2 separate regions of the Mus musculus genome follow, and region 2 is linked to region 1. The links are chromatin loops, found by intact Hi-C in ENCODE. Cell type or tissue: heart. All regions are shown on one strand.

Region 1 (8,000 bases):
GCGGTGGCCTGCTTTTCACCGGGAGCCTTCAGCTGCCCTCTACCGAAAGCTTCTGGAATAGATGACAAGAGACTAGAATTTTCTGAAAATTAAATGAATCAAAAATCATTCCGTTGAAAGGACAGTGGATTCCTGTGTTTAAAACTATGCTCCTACCCTAGTGTACTTAATCACTGCTTACCACGCAATAAGACTTGGTCACTGGGCAAGGTTTCTGTTCCTGTAGCTGTGACAAAAACAAGCTAAGGAAAACTGGGTTTGCTCTGGCTCATAGTTCAGAGTAAAAAAGCAAAGCAGGAAAAAAAAAATCTTGAAATGGCTGATCACATCGCATCGGTAATCAGAACTTAGACGACTGTGGAAGCACGCTGCTACCGAGATCAATTTGTATAGTCCAGGATCCTGTACCCAGGAATGGTCTAGCCCACAGTCAAGACCGGCCTTTGCACAACACTTAAGTAATCAAGATAATCTCTCCTCCCACAAGCCTGAGGCCCGTCTCCAGGTGACTCTAGATTCTGTCAAGTCGACAATAGTAGTCACATGTGCTAAATCACAAGACAGCCTGTCACTTAGAGGTGCCAAGAAATTCCCTGCCTGAAAGGCAACCATACTACAAGAATTCAAGCGTTTTAACAGGACAGGGCTCTGACATCACCTCTTTGGGTAAGCTTGGGGGACCACGCTGCTCAGCAGCTTTTCATGACCATTTCAAAGAATTAACAGAGAGAGAGAGAGAGAGAGAGAGAGAGAGAGAGAGAGAGAGAGAGAGAGAGAGAGAGAGAGAGAGAGAGAGAGAATATGCTGTACTGACATTTTGTAAGCGCTGGACAGGAACATCTACCTATATCATACTTGCACTCTATGGCTGGAGGAAACTCTTTTTTTCTTTTTTTATCCTTATCTTTGTCCTTTGGTGATGTGGTAAAAGAATTACAAAATGGGGCCTGTATCTTCTAAATTAGGCTTAGCTTACAGATTCTGTAAGCTATAATATAGTCACTTTTCTGTTTGGGTAAGTTCTGGAGTCCTGTAATTTCAGAGGATATAATCCTTTGAAGTTGGTTTGCAAAGCAAATCTCTGCCCTGCTATTCACAGGAAACATGTTTGTTTGTTTGTTTGTTTGTTTTGAAATCTTACCTAAGATATGCTTTCACTATTTACAGTTAAGATAACATCTTTGTTCCTTAGTTCAGCTTGACTCTGGCCTTAGTGCTATGGCTACTAAAATAAGAAGGGAGTAGACCATTTTTAACAAGGCCATTTGAGAGTGGCCTTCACAAATGTAGCCCTACTTTGAATATGCCTGTGAGCAGGAAGTCCACATGTCCACAGTCTCTCCATTATGAAGGTCTGTGTATGACTGTGGAGATGACTCAGTTGCTACAGGACTTGGGGAGCACACACAAGAATCCGAGCTTGATCCCATGCATGCAAAAAAAAAAAAAAAAATTAACATTTTGACATTCTTGTAATCCCAGAGTTGTAGAGCCAGAGACAGTATTAGGGGACAGCTCGCTCCATTTTTTTTCTTCCTTTTCCTAGTTAAACATAATGTTAGAACTTGATTTATTTGTATACTGTTCCCTAACTGTGTGTTTTTCTCTAATCATGTCCTAACATGAAGGCCACCTTGTCTTTTTTTTTTTTAAACTTGTTCTTCCTCTATAACTTTGTGATATATTCATCATAAATTGTTTCATGATATGTTCCAAGAATTGACTGACTCTGTCTTTTTCTAAACCTATTTTAATAAGGATTCTCCCTCCCTTCTAGCCTACCACCCACCAGAGGTAGTGGAAGAGAAAAGTTATGAGGACACAGGGGAAGTCAACCTATTTAGAAAGAGTTCTTGTGGGGTGGGAGAGGTGAGTCCAATCTTTGTTGTCATGGTATCCAGCAGTTCAGTCCAGTAGCAAACACCGAATACGAACCAGCAGCTGTAGTCAGTTCTCTCAGCAGACACTACATAAAAACCAGCAAGGGCAGTTCAGTGCAGAAGAAAGTGCAAGGCTCACCAAGGGGCTAGAGGCCTCTCAAGAAGTTCTTTGGCAATTTTCTATGACATCACCACATCAAGCGGGGCTCAGCAACACAGTGTAAGGCAAACCAATACGTGCTTGTTGTTAGCGAAGAACAGCAAGGCAGAACAGAGCAAACCAGTGCTCAAGGTCCAACTGTCTGTGGGGTCACATTTATATTCCTTCTGAACATTGTGTATCTTTTCTCCTATGTCTGCTATAGCAAAACATCCTTTCACCTGTGTCTGCTTCAGGAAAACAGTCTTTCACATGGCTGCTTTAGTAAAACACCTTTTCATCTGTGTGCCCCCAGCAAAACACCAACTGGCATGACTTTCCAAAGAAACCAAAAGTTTCCACTTCCACTGACCATAAAATGTCCCATGCTATGTTCTAATAACTGACTACAAATCCACAGTATGTTCTTGTCCTATGATGATAAAAACAACTGCAATGTTCTGCTTTGTAATAACTGGCTCCATTGCTATTTTTTTTAAAAAAGCCTCCTGTTCTAAGTTTGGACTGGCCATAAAAATAAGTTTTTACCTTGCCACAGTTTGGTGTTAACTCCTTGTTCTCAACACCATAACAACAGGAGCATCCTCATTCAGCCATCCTGGACAAATTGGTGTGTTCCAGATCAATGAGAGATCTTATGTTTTAAAAGAAAATGTTTGACACACCTGAGGTACAAAACTATTGGTTGACCTCTGTGGCCTCTACATGTCTTACCTGCTTGTGTGCACACACACACTAAGGAAGGAAGATAGATAGATAGATAGATAGATAGATAGATAGATAGATAGATAGATAGATAGATCTTTGTGATAATGGGGAAACTAACCCAGAAGAGTAAATCTTTATGTTGACCACGCTGCTGCTAAGTCTAAAAACTGAGAAAAACACCCAGGCTAACAAGCTAGGTTCCTGCTTGCCATGACAACTAAAACACGGGCTAAATGATGAAGTGAAACCTCAGATGTAAGCATTAGAGTGGAAAGACCAAAGAGGGAGAAACACTGAAGGCCAACGCCTGCTCCACTCCGGAAGCTGGAGCAGGGATCTTTCTGCAGAGCCCTGTGTTCAGCCATATCACCATTTTCTCTAAGAGTCTGGCACAGGGGCTCCGGATGCCCCCAGCTTAAGAAGGAACAACTAAAATGATTTTCCTAGCCTCTCTGTCACTTGTCATGAGCCCCTCCTCCTAGCAGCTAGTCTAAGATTCCTGTCAGCTGAGAATCAGAAATGCCAGCATTGCATAGTGAAGAACCTTTGCTGCTAAGGTTGCCAACATAGCAACCATATTCCTGTTCTACAGAGAAGAGCATTACAACCGCAGTGAACCATGTCAGGCCCAAACCTGCTTGCCCTTGTATGCAGTCTTCATCTTCCCTCAGATTCCTCCAGGGACCTAACAGACACAAGTACACCTTTGTTAACAGTCAAAGCCTCCGGTTTCCCTGTGATGCTGTGAGATGGAGTTTTACCCTCCAGGAGAGATCCTATCTGGCACCTCAGAGCCTTCCTGGGATCTTATATGAGTTTCTTAGCAAGCCTTGAGGTGTAGCTTCAGAAGCCACCGAAAGTGGCACATGTAGCAACTGCAAAGACACAGCATAGCGGCTCTCTCCCGAGCAGCCCATCCTGCTGCTCTAGGGTGTGCCTCATGCCTTCCCGCTAATTCTTGTTCTTACATTTGTCTAAAATGCTTAACAGACAGACAGACAGACCTCCTCTTCCTGATGGTCTGTCCAAAAATTCTTTCCTGCAGAGAGTTTACCAGGAAGCTGGGGGGGGGGGCGGCTGTGGCCAGAGGCAGAACGTAGCAAAGCATTGCCTTACCCCATGCTGCTGGCTCTGACACCCTGTCACTTCCTCCGATGCTCTCCTAAGGGTCTGTCCCCTTTGCTTCTGGCCCCTTTCCCTTCTCCGTCTATATATTCTGGTTATCAGGGCAGCTGTAAATATCTTAATCCAAGACTCCAGTCCAGCATGCTAAGTTTAAAAACAAAAACAAACAAACAAAAAAGGGCATATGCAGGTGCAGGTCTAAACCATTGTACCACATCACCCCAACGTTCATTTGAATAACATGGCCCTACCTTGGAACTTCACCCTCAGAATCCCCCTTTAATTGAGATACCCTCACACACACCCCATAATGCCCTTCCTTTGAGAGGAGAAGCTTCCAGCAATAGACTTCTTGCAACAGTCACAAGCATCAGAATTACTGGAAAGAGTGGAAAGAAAAGGATTCTCTCTCTCTCTCTCTCTCTCTCTTTCTCTCTCTCTCTCTCTCTCTCTCTCTCTCTCTCTCTCTCTCTTCATTAAATGCCATGAATATAGAATCTGTGACTTAATTAAGTCTGAGATAGGATTTGTGGTAATGGGACTGGTGCTTAGAGCAGGGGGTCTATGGAAGGGATGTTCCACCATGATGCAGAACCAGATAACAGGTGATGGTGGCTTCTCTATGCTGGGGAGGAAGAAACAGTTCCTCTCTCACATGTGCAAAGGAAAAATGGTATAGCCTACCAATACGGTGTCAAGATTTTGAGAAAGCCCCACCCTTCTTCAAAGATTGCTGCAGAGTGTTGGGGTAGATATGAAAATGGTTCTATACCTCCTCCTCTTCATCCTCCTCTTCCTCCTTCTCTTCATCCTCCTCCTCCTCTTCATCTTCCTCCTCCTCCTCCATTTTGCTCTTACAACTTAGGACTTACCCTTAGCCAATGCTCAAGTTTTCAGAAGGCACAGTTTCTCCCCACAACCAAACATGCATGGCTTGAGTTAAGGAGGACTCTGGGCAGGTACAGTCCCCTCCAGAAATCTGGGCCGACGAAGGCCTCCTCTGAGGCACCTCAGTACCACTATCGCCCTCTGCTGGCCATCTTTGATTTCTGTACAAACGACTCTGCACTAGTCTGTATGAGGGCTATCAACTGACCCCTGGGTCTATAGCATGCTGGTAATTACCAGCAAGAAGTGATGCTCAACTCTAATGAGAGGGCATAAACTGCTGAGGAGAGAAGAGCCATGAGCTGCTGAACAGGGACACTTGTGGGTCTAGAGACAATGTAAGTCTGATGCTGTTCTCCAGAAGTCTGCCCTCTTTTTATAACTTTTTCCTAAGATGGGGTTTTCAGTGCCAGCAGCCTCAGGAACTATGGGAAATTGTTCTAATTATACGTGCAGGGCTTCCGCTGTGGCCAAGTGTTCACCACACGCACAAAGTTCCATCCCAGCCCTACATAAATGGGGCATGCTTGTGTGTACCTCTCAACCCAGCACTGGAGTGCTGGCGGCAGGAGGATCAAAAGTTCAAGGTTATTTTGGTCACATACTGAGTTTGAAGTCAGCCCATGCTATGTGAGATCCTAGGGGCTACAGTAGCAGGACTGAAAAGAGGGAGGGAGGGAGGAAGGGAGGGAGAGAGGAAAGTAGGTAGGTAAGTGAGCACATTGTAGCTTCTCCTCAGATACATTGAAACAGACTCTGAGGCCGGCTACAGCATTCATAGCCAACAACCTCCAGTGTTCCTGATGCACAGCAAAATTTTAAATACATTGAATACAAGTTCATCTTTTCAGAACTATATCTCTCCACAGATACACATTAGCATATCTCCCTAAAAAAATACAAACAAACAGAAATGTTGCAAGATACCATCTTGAGAGAATGTGCTCAGGGCAGAGGCTCTCTCATGCCCTGGTGATGTGTCTGGAAGGAAGAACTCAACAGATTCTCACAGCATCACGGTAGCTGGCAGCTGTCCCCGCAGCCCTCCAATGCTAAGGTTTTACCACATACGAGTTGAGGATTCTGCTTCTCAGAAAACATCACTGCTCTTCCCAATCCTTCCAGATGAGCCCTGGTGTGCCTTTGCCCAGAACAACTGTGTCCATTTTCATTCCACTATCCGGGGAGGAGCCAGGCCTTGCAAGCCAAAGCATGAGCTCTGCTTAGCAGAGAGCTCAGTGCATCAGGGAGAGACACAAAGGCTTCCTCCAGATAGGGAGAAGAAAACAAAGAGGTCTCTTTGAGTTTCATCTTAAGTTCACTGGCTCCACAGTAAGATCTCTCAAACTGGGCTGGCCAACCAGAGCTGGCCCACATTGTGGCAAAGGAGCTACTTCTGCATGTGTGTTTCCTCTGTTCTTGGGATGTCATCTCAGGCAAAGTGCCTCTCTTTGGCAGAGGGCAATGCCTAGGGAAGGGACAGGAGCAGCTTATTCTGCACAAATGTCCTATGCTGGGGCCAGTGTGCTCAGTTTTGAGTGGCATATGTTGTGTCCGTGACAGTTCTCAAGGTTGGTTTGTAGAGGACAGTGGCTACAGCCAAATGGTTTCTGGGGTGAGTCTCTTTGCTGAGAATAAAGGGGGCTAGCCCTAATTCTGTATTTTTAATTATCCCCTTGGGCTCAGTCCAACCACACTGGATGCTTTTAAGTCTAATGAGGGTTCTGGATGCCTTATCCTGATCCCCCTTGGATATTATGTGTTCCAGTTAGAAGGAGGCACCACACTGGCACGCTCCTTTCAATCTTTACAGTTTATCCAAGCTCCACAATGCTAAAACTGGCATCTGTTCTCTGTCACCTGGGGAGTTCCTTGTCCCTACCTCATGTGAGGTTATTCAGGTCCACCTGAAGTATAGGTAGAAACATAGTCAGGGACATAGGCATCTGTGATGGTTAACCTTGATTGGCAAGTAGATGGGATTTAGAGTCACCATGGAAACAAACCTCTGTGTGTATCTGTAGATGAAGTTGGAAAGACCCCACCATGAATGTGGGTAGCATGGGGTCCTGTGCTGAGTAAAAAGGAGAAAGTGAACTCTCCGCCAGCATCCATCTCTTCCTGCTTCCTCACTACAGACCCAATGTGACCAGCTGCCTCACAGGCCTGCTATCACACATTCTTCACCATGGTGGACTATACTGGGGAGCTATGAGCCAAAAGGAACCCTTCCTTCAGCTGCTTTCCTCTGGTATTTTGTCATAGCAATAAGACAAGTAACATGCACGCGCACGCGCGCGCGCGCGCACACACACACACACACACACACACACACACACACACGCACGCACGCACGTGAATATAGCAAGCCTCACCTGACCGCCTTGTGTAAGGATGAGCTGTTTCGAACTGTGATAGTTTGGTCTTCCATCTCTACGACACAATGTTTAACGAGACAACTTAAAAGAAGATGTATTCCACAGTCCATCCGGGCAACCAAGGCATTGAAGAACATCTCACTTCCGGTTAGACAGGAAGCAGCAAGGGGTAATGCCTGCACCCTCCGGGGCTCACTCCTGCTTTCCTGTTTTATTTCATGTGGGTCTAGGGGATGGTTCTACCCACATTTGGGGGTGGGGTTCCCCATGAACAACAAAGTGTCTACCAATACAGAGATACTTAAGTCCCTGCTTCAAGGATATATAGGGACGCCCAGAGTTTCTTGTTTTCTAGGTGCTTCTCAGTCCAATCAAGTTGACCAATGACCAGGATTACCCATCCCCACACCCCGGATAAGGTAGTGACTCAGTCGGGTTTTATCTGGACACGGTATTGTGGATTCAGTTGGGAGAGGTCGCACAGATGTTGGGTGGGCCTTCGCTTTGGAACCAGAGTGTTGCTCCAGACACCTGCCCTCAACTCACAAAGAGGAAGTGGTGAAACAGATGTTATTTTCACACACAAATTCAAATACAAGCAGGGACGAACCCTTCTTGGAGAGGCAAAGCCAGGCCAGCTAGGAAGAGAACAGGAACAACGGAGCATGTGCTGCAGCGCTCAGGAACTATGGTTCCAGGAAGATATCCACACATTACAAACACAGCTCAGACAAGAGTAAGCCTTGTGATTAAATTACAGGATCAGGAGAGGACATGGCAGAATTCTGAGGTCCTTTCGTCATGTCAATAGTCAGGAAGCCTTGCTCAACAGCCACAACTCATGAAACTGAGAAGGCTAGA
Region 2 (8,000 bases), 280 kb before region 1:
TCTAAAAGAGTCCTTTGAAGGTCACTCCTGGCCCTACTATATCCACAGCCAAGAGGCAGGATGGTGGTCTGTGACCAAAGCTTTACAAACCGGGGCCAGGATTTGTCTATAATAAAACCCATGACTATATCCCTAAAATGACTTTCATGTGACTCTAAGTGAATTTGTTGAGAAGCAGATTATAAGATGGGCCAGAATAAGGTGAGAATTCAAGCTGCTTTTGCTAAATATAAGAAGAATAATGTATCCCACAGTACTAACATTTGGTTTCTCTTTTCATTCCCCACAAAATCTCTCTCCTGGCGTGTCTGGATGTTTTCTTATTTGCTGTTGATTGTCACGAGGAGCAAAACCATATTTGTTTCATACATTTCTTGCCTGGATTTTCCCGGTCACCTTAGACTAGAATTGGCCAGCCAGTTTTTAGTCAAAAGATAAGACTATTCAATATGCGTGTATAATTAGTCTCATTTAGCAGCTCATAGGTGTTCATTTAGTCCCCCTTCAACTGCCACTCTGCAGTGTCCTTGACAGTCAGCTGACCTTTGGAGTACTAAGATCAGCATGATCTTAGAAGCTCATGGCTTCCTTTCTGTACTTGAGGTGAGGTTGACTCCTTCAGATAACAAGTGGCTTCTGGCTGCCTTGGGCAGGGGTAGATGTCCCATGCACTTGATGTGAGTGCCAATGAAATACATTCAGGGTCCACTAGAGCTCTGGGCTCTTGAGCACTGAGAATCATTGAGATGAGTCAGGGAGCCCTGGGCGTGTGACTGTACCTGTTCCCTGAGTGCACACACATCTCTTAGCCCTTGGGAAGCACAGATTCAGAGGTAAAGAATTTCAGGATGGTGACCACAGAGCATTCAGCCAAGTGTGGCCCTCTATGTATGTGTCTGGGGCTATGAACACGATGTTCCCTGATTGTGGACTGAACAATCCAAATAGGTTCTGTTATTGCTATGAGTGGAATCTCTCTAGAATGGAGACATGCCATGCTCCCTTAAGAATTAATGCAGTTGGGCAGCTGTGGTGGCTTCAAAGACTTCCCTAGGGCCCAGGCAGTTGGACACATGCTGCACCCCCCCCCCCAACTGGTGGTACTCTTTGGGAAGGTTTAGGAGGTCCAGCCTTGCATAAAGAAGTATGTTGAAGCATTCGCTGGAGTCAGGCTTTGACAGTTCATAGCCTCACACTGCTTCTTCTACTCTGCCTGCATCTGCCTGCTTTGCTCTCTCTGCTTCATGCTTGTGACTGAATAATATGTCATATCTCAACTTCATGCTCCAGCTGCCAGCTGCCTTGCTGTCCTTGCCATTATGGACTTTATCTAGCTTTCTGGAACCTTAAGCCACAATAATCTCTTTATTCTGTAAGTTGCTTTGGTTGTGAGATGTCATCAGAGCAACAGAAGAGTAACTAATATGGCTGATCAATGGCCTGGCTAAGGGACATCTCTAAGGAGTATGTTCACTTTTCCTCCCCAGAATTCCTGCTTATAAGAATTCTCTTATAAGGCATGGCTAAACGGATCCACACGTCTGTCTGCTTTTCTGAAAAGTGTGACTTTTCCTTTTCTTCTTTCTTTTCTCTGAGCGTGCTTCCCCTAATTCTTTAGGAGTCCTTCTTTCTCTAAAGGTCCCCTCCCTGCCATGTGGTTGCCTGCCACCCTGTGGCTGACCTCTGTGCTGGCATATCTCGGATGGGTGTGGCTTCTTCATCAGGCAGCTGTGACATCCACCCTTTACCCACTCTGGGGGTTTCCTTTTCCACTTTAATAAAAGTGTCCTGAGTTCCATTTGAGGCTGTTCTTTATGTAGGCAGTCCCAGGATGTGGCTTTCCTGAATCTTCAGCCTTTCAGTGATGCATGCTTTGAGTTATGCGTGCATGCTCTCATTAGATAACTTCTGTAAACCCATAAGCTCACCAAGCTGCATGTGGGCAGGTCCATTTGGGGGGAGGGTCACCAGTTTTCTCCTTGGTAAGAGTAGAAATCTGTCACAAAGTACCCCTGATTTTCTTAACTGTGACAGTGAGGTGGCCTAATGCTGGCATACTCCTGGAGGTCTTTCACCTATTTTTAATAATAACAAATCTGCTATGCTGGGTCCAGCATAGGTCTGAGGTCATGCCAATTGTGAACTGAAAGACTGTGGGCATGCTCCCACTTCCTCTGCTCTTATCGCAGTTCTGATATATATGTATATAATATGTATTATATACAATATATACAATATAGGCTATATACCATATATCTTATATATTGTGGATATGTAAGGAACATATCTTATGTAAATGTAAGATATATATCTCATAATTTTATTTGTGTGTGTTTGTACATGCACACACATGGATGTATGCCTATTTAAGGCACAAGTGTTTGAGTGTCTGTGGCAGCCAAAAAAAGAGGCAGGGTCCTCTGGACCTGGAGTTACAGGCATTTGTGAATCCGTAGACATGGTTCTGGGGGTGGAATATGGACACCCCCAGAATATGGTCCTCTGCAAGAGCAGCAAACTCTATTAACTGCAAATCCCAGTATGAGCCCATACTCCAGTCCCATGTATATATCCCTTCACAGAAGAGATAAGACCTCAGAAACCTTGTGATGCCTTCTTCATGCCTTAGCTTCATCATCCTGGAAAGCCGTCCAGTTTTTTCCCATCATGCACTTGGTCCATCTATGATGCTTCGGGTTCCTTCACCCCTTCCTGGATGTGGTTCTTGTCTCTCCCAGTTGGCTTACTGTCATCTGTCAGTCATTCCCTGTCCCCATGGCCAAGCTGCTCATGAGGAAGGTTTCTCAGCTCCATGCTTGTGGCCCCAGGCTTGGCTATGGGTCACCAGTGGCATGTGGCATCCTGTGTTTCTTCTTGGCCTTACTCTGAACACTTTTTTTTTTCTTTTTTGCCCATTCTGTGCTTGGTGTTCATTTCTAGAACTACAAGCAAAACTTTTTAGGTGTAAGGAAGCTGCTTCTTTTCGGAGGTTTAAGACCATATCTGGCACCAATTGAAAAGTAGTGTCCAGGCTGGAGAGATGGCTCAGCGGTTAAGAGCATTGACTGCTCTTCCAGGGATCCTAAGTTCAATTCCCAGCAACCACATGGTGGCTTACAACCATCTGTGATGAGATCTAGTGCCTTCTTCTGGTGTGTTTGAAGACAGCTACAGTGTCCTTGTATAGATGAAATAAATAAAAGAAGCCTTTAAAAAAAAAGTTTCCCAAAAATATGTAGTCGGCTTTGTAGCAACACAACCTCCAACTCAAACATGGATAAGTCAGTGTGCATTTATTGTCAGCAACAGAACTGTGTCTAGATCATATAAACTTACCTCTGTGCTGGGGCTGGAAGGACAATTTTTATGGAATTTTTATGATTTATATGGTAACATAATTTCTTTATAAAATATATGCATTTCTAGGTTTTCCAGTGGTGGTAGCCAGGCAATGAAGTGAGAAGGTATCTCAGGCGATTAGAATACAAATGGTAGGTCCCAGAGCCTAGAGGACTAGGGAGGAGGGGTGCCCCGAAGGACAGGAGATGGCTCTCCAAAGGGAAGCAAGGCCTAGATCACTGTTCCCACCCCGGTAGTGAAATGCAAAAGTAGAGAGATTTGCGTTATAAAGGCAGCAACAGTGTTGACTAATCTTGGTTACCAAGTTGACACCCAAGAGGGAGTCTCATTTGAAGAATTGTTTCTGTCTGACTGGCAAGTCTGTGGGGCATTTTCTTGATTGCTAGGGAGGTCCCAGTTCAGTGTGGGTGGTGCCCATCCCTGGGCAGGTGGACCTGGGCTACTTAAGAAGTTTTGCTGAGGGCTGGAGAGATGGCTTAGTGGTTAAGAGCACTGACTGCTCAAATCCCAGCAACCACATGGTGGCTCACAACCATCTGTTATGAGATCTGATGCCCTCTTCTGTCTGAAGACAGCTACAGTGTACTTACATATAATAAATAAATAAATAAATCTTAAAAAAAAAAAAGAAGTTTTGTTGAGCAAGAGCCCAGGATGGAGGCAGTAGGCGGTACTTCCCATGCCCCGATGACCACTCTGCATGGCTACTTCTTGCTGGGGAGTATGCACTGTGGTACCAGATACAGACAGAATTGACTCGGTATCTAATTAAGCAGCTCTCACCCCACATAAAATGTGCTTCAAGGATTTCGCATGTTCCATTCCTCCATGTTTCCCGAACCTTCTTGTCTTCTTTTATCTCTTCTCTTTCCGTCTTCTTCTTCCTCCTCCTCTCCTCTCCCCCAACGTTCTTTTCATAAGTTTTTAAATCTTTTGAGAACAACCGGTTAGATTCTAACTGCATATTCTCCTGCAGCCACTAGATGGAGCTAAAGTACACAGTGTCATCTGTCCACGTGCAGGTTAGCTTTACCTGTCTGTTTGACACAGGCTAGCATCTTCTGGGGAGAGTCCCCGTGAGAACTGCCTAGATCAGGTTGAGCTGCAAGCATGTCTGGGGAGTGTTGGCTTGGTTAACCCTTGTAGGAAGTAGCTGTTGTAGGAAGACCCAGCCTGAAAGTGGCTGTGCGTCATTCCCCTAGGACCTGGGCTATGTAACTGCAGGGACAGCTCGCTGACTGTTCTGCATATATGTGCCCATTCTTCCTCCCCTCGTCTGTGGACGTCATGAGACAAGCTGTCTTAAGTTCCTATTGCCTTGACTTCCTAGCAATCATGAGCCGTAACCTGGAATTGTGAACTAAAATAAATTCCTTCTTTTCTAAGTTGTCAGGGTATTTTATCACGGCCACTGAAATGAAACTCCGTAGTATGTCAATGGGTTTTCACATGTTTCAAATGTGTGCTTGCAGGAAGTATGGATCACTTGATTACAAGACAGAAGGTGTTTTTCTTAAAAAAAAATAATTATTTGTCTTATGTGTCTGTGTTGGCTAAGTGGATGTAAGCTCACCATGTATGTGAAGTGGCAGACATGGGTCAGAAGAGGGCACCAGATAAGATAGATCCCCTGGAACTCGAATTACAAGAGGCTGTGAGCTACCCCGTGAGGGTGCTAGGAGCTGGACCTGGGCCCTCTGGAAGAGCAGCAGGTGCTCTAACTGCTGAGCCATCTCTCCCATCCCAGAAGGTATTTATTAAACATCCTAGAAATGGCAGAGGAGAAAGAAGAAAAAAACAACTGTAGACTGTGTGCTCCGTCCACAGCAACCCACTCTTCCATGTAGCGATTACTTCACGTTTAACTGGAATCATACTCAAAACACCACCTAACGCCCTGATTCACCTGAGTGTGTGCTTTTATGGAGCATTGTGGGGTGATTTGATACATGTCCAGGGTGTTCACATGTGCACATAAACACTCATATATCTGGTCCTTTGAAAGGCGCGTTTACCGGATTGCCTTGCCGAATGGAAGCTGAGGGCACAGCCATTGCCAGTTTTCCTGATCCTGAATTCATCTGAGAAAAAAAAAAATTGTAAGTGACGGTCAGCAGATGGCGCTCTAAGAATGAAAACTGAAATTATGAGTCTTGGTATGCTCCGTCGCCAGGATTTCTGTCTGGAGGGGAAGCCTCTGAAAGATGTGTATGCATCACAAAAGCCTGGAGTAGGAAAACACAGCACCCAGGGGTCTGTCATGAATTCAGGGGAAGCCGGAAAGTCAAACATGCTCAGATTCAATGCTTAGTGATGCTCATGTTGACCAAATCCAATCAGGGGCACGCAGAGTCTTGCTATGTGGCTGCTGTTTAAATTAAGTAATTCCTAACACACTGTGGCTTTTGATGATGCTACTATATATGCTTGAATTTGTGTTATTTGGTTCCAAGTAACTTACCAAGTTCTGTTCCGGCTTATCTTCCATTTTTCTCCTGTGGAAATCCAGCCTTTCTTCTCTTCCTTTGATATATATATATATATATATATATATATATATATATATATTGTAAAAAAATCATTAAAAAAGAATGGGAACTATATTGCTTTTCATCTTTGGGCTAAATTAAATAGTAAGTGAGAGTTAGGTTTTGGTGATTAATTTTGCCTACTTGAACAGCTGTGAAACAGGAGCATAGGTAGAGTGGGGTCTGGTTTCCCACTCACAAACAAACCTTTACAGAATGGTTACACCACAAACATGCTCCTTACACCTCCAGGAAGCTTGTCTTAGCATGATAGCTTCCAGCTGAGTCCCTACTGGAAGAGTCTGTTGAGGTGGGCTGATCAGTCCTGCCAGTTTCTAATGGATGCTCTGCATAGCACCAAAGTGTGAACTTCCACCAAACTCCCGAGAGATGCTACAAAACTCTAAGGGCCTCCTTTCATCCTCCCACGTGTGTACATCCTAAGCTTCCTTAGGGGTCCTGGGATTACAAATGCTCACACTGTGCCCATGGTTTTGCAAGCCCTCCTGTTTGCACAAGTGATTTGCCCGCTGAGCCATCTACTCAGCTCCAATTTCAAGAAGTTTTTCTGTTTGGTGTCCTCTGCCATCAATCCTTATTTTATGGTTTATTCTTTCAACTTAATGTGTATCTTAGGGTTTGCATTCCTGCACAAACATCATCACCAAGAAGCAAGCTGGGGAGAAGAGGGTTTATTCAGCTTACACTTCCACATTGCTGTTTGTCACCAAAGGAAGTCAGGACAGGAACTCACACAGGACAGGAACTTGGAGGCAGGAGCTGATGCAGAGGCCATGGAGGGGTGCTGCTTACTGGCTTGCATCCCCTGGCTTGCTCAGCTTGTTCTCTTATAGAACCCAGGACTACCAGCCCAGGATGGTACCACCCACAATAGACTGGACCCTCCCATCCTTGATCACTAATTGAGAAAATGCCTTACAGCTGGATCTCATGGAGGCATTTCCTCAAGGGAGGCTCCTTTCTCTGTGATAACTCCAGCCTGTGTCAAGTTGACACGCAAAACCAGCCAGCACAACGTGTAAGGTTGTTTTGCATGAACAGATGTCTGTGTACCATGTGTATGCGTAGATTCCCAAGGAGGCCAGCAGAGGGCGCCTGCTATAGAAATTTTGGAATGCTCTCATTCTCCAAAAGTTTTGCTGGGCTCTTCCCATGAATGGAGTGTGATTGCCACACCCACCTGGGCCCATCCCTTTCTATCTTTATTACCCCGAGTTTTCTAAGACATGAGCTTTATTGTCTCTCCACATATAACAGCCTTTGTGGGGGGCTCTCAAGAGCACTGTGAGGTTTTCAGCACATATTTGTATGTGTTCCGTCAGGCTGATATTAACTGAGCCATTCTGATTTATCGTACCTGGCTCTGTAGTCTTAGCTTCTGTGTCTTGGGGCTCACTGTCAGCGCACAGACATGGCTAGGTGCCTGTCATTTATCCTGAGACCTTGAAGAGCACACACATTAATTCACAGACTTTATTTGCTTTTAACCCTTGGAGAGCCCTATGTGGACGCCCATCTCCCTCATGTAAACAGGGACAGCTTTATTCTCACATCGACTTGTTCTGTCGGGGTTGACTGGAGCTCATTGCCTCAAACTTTTTCTTGCTGGTGAGTCCTTGCCATGGCTTCTGGCAGAAAAGAATAGGCTTCGGCTGGCTCTGTTCTCTACCTGTTGAGAGTTCCACATTGCTGGGTTTCTTGTTGCCTAATGCAAGGCACTAGGTAAGAAAAGTCATGTACAGAAAAAGTAGCACTGGCTTTCCTCTCGTCCTGTGCCCTTGGTTGCGCAGAGTCCTCTTTGTCCGTTTATTTGTTTATTATGACAGAGTGACTCCAGCCAGCTCTGTCAGCTGAAGAAGAGTAAAGGAGCCAGGCACGGAGAGCAAGTCTATTAGAATTGATATAGACTCCTAGGGCAGAGAACAGGGCTGGACAGCCTCTGCTTCTAAGGGTGGGGGAGGGGCATTTGGGTTCAAGTTTCTCCCTCTTGGGGATTCCCCCTGCTTTCCTATTGGACCTACGGTGTTCGTGCACCTCGAGGTGTAGGAATTGAGTCTCTGTTCCTGTCTGTGAGTTTGGAAACAGCCACTA

The links. A loop is a pair of places that touch in the nucleus more often than their neighbours do. Peaks named below come from ENCODE experiments on the same cell type or tissue, not always from the same donor. Only the 100,000 strongest peaks of a DNase experiment are listed, where the experiment ranks them.
Region 2: it touches region 1 in a loop (5-fold over the local background); 28 of 42 quality-filtered maps call a loop at or near these places.

The regions. Positions count from the first base shown.
Region 1 is chr13:52,530,848-52,538,847 of GRCm38, forward strand. It overlaps a transcript of Diras2 not described here. Among named protein-coding and RNA genes, the nearest start is that of Diras2, 4.0 kb to the left of the region's middle. In heart, CTCF peaks have their summits at 48 and 4,912 (motif pointing left); no DNase peak of the experiment used is centred here; H3K4me3 peaks cover 259 bases; H3K27ac peaks cover 615 bases.
Region 2 is chr13:52,248,888-52,256,887 of GRCm38, forward strand. No RefSeq gene overlaps it. Among named protein-coding and RNA genes, the nearest start is that of Gm33116, 19 kb to the left of the region's middle. In heart, CTCF peaks have their summits at 1,668 (motif pointing left), 4,342 (motif pointing right), 5,476 (motif pointing right) and 6,991 (motif pointing right); no DNase peak of the experiment used is centred here.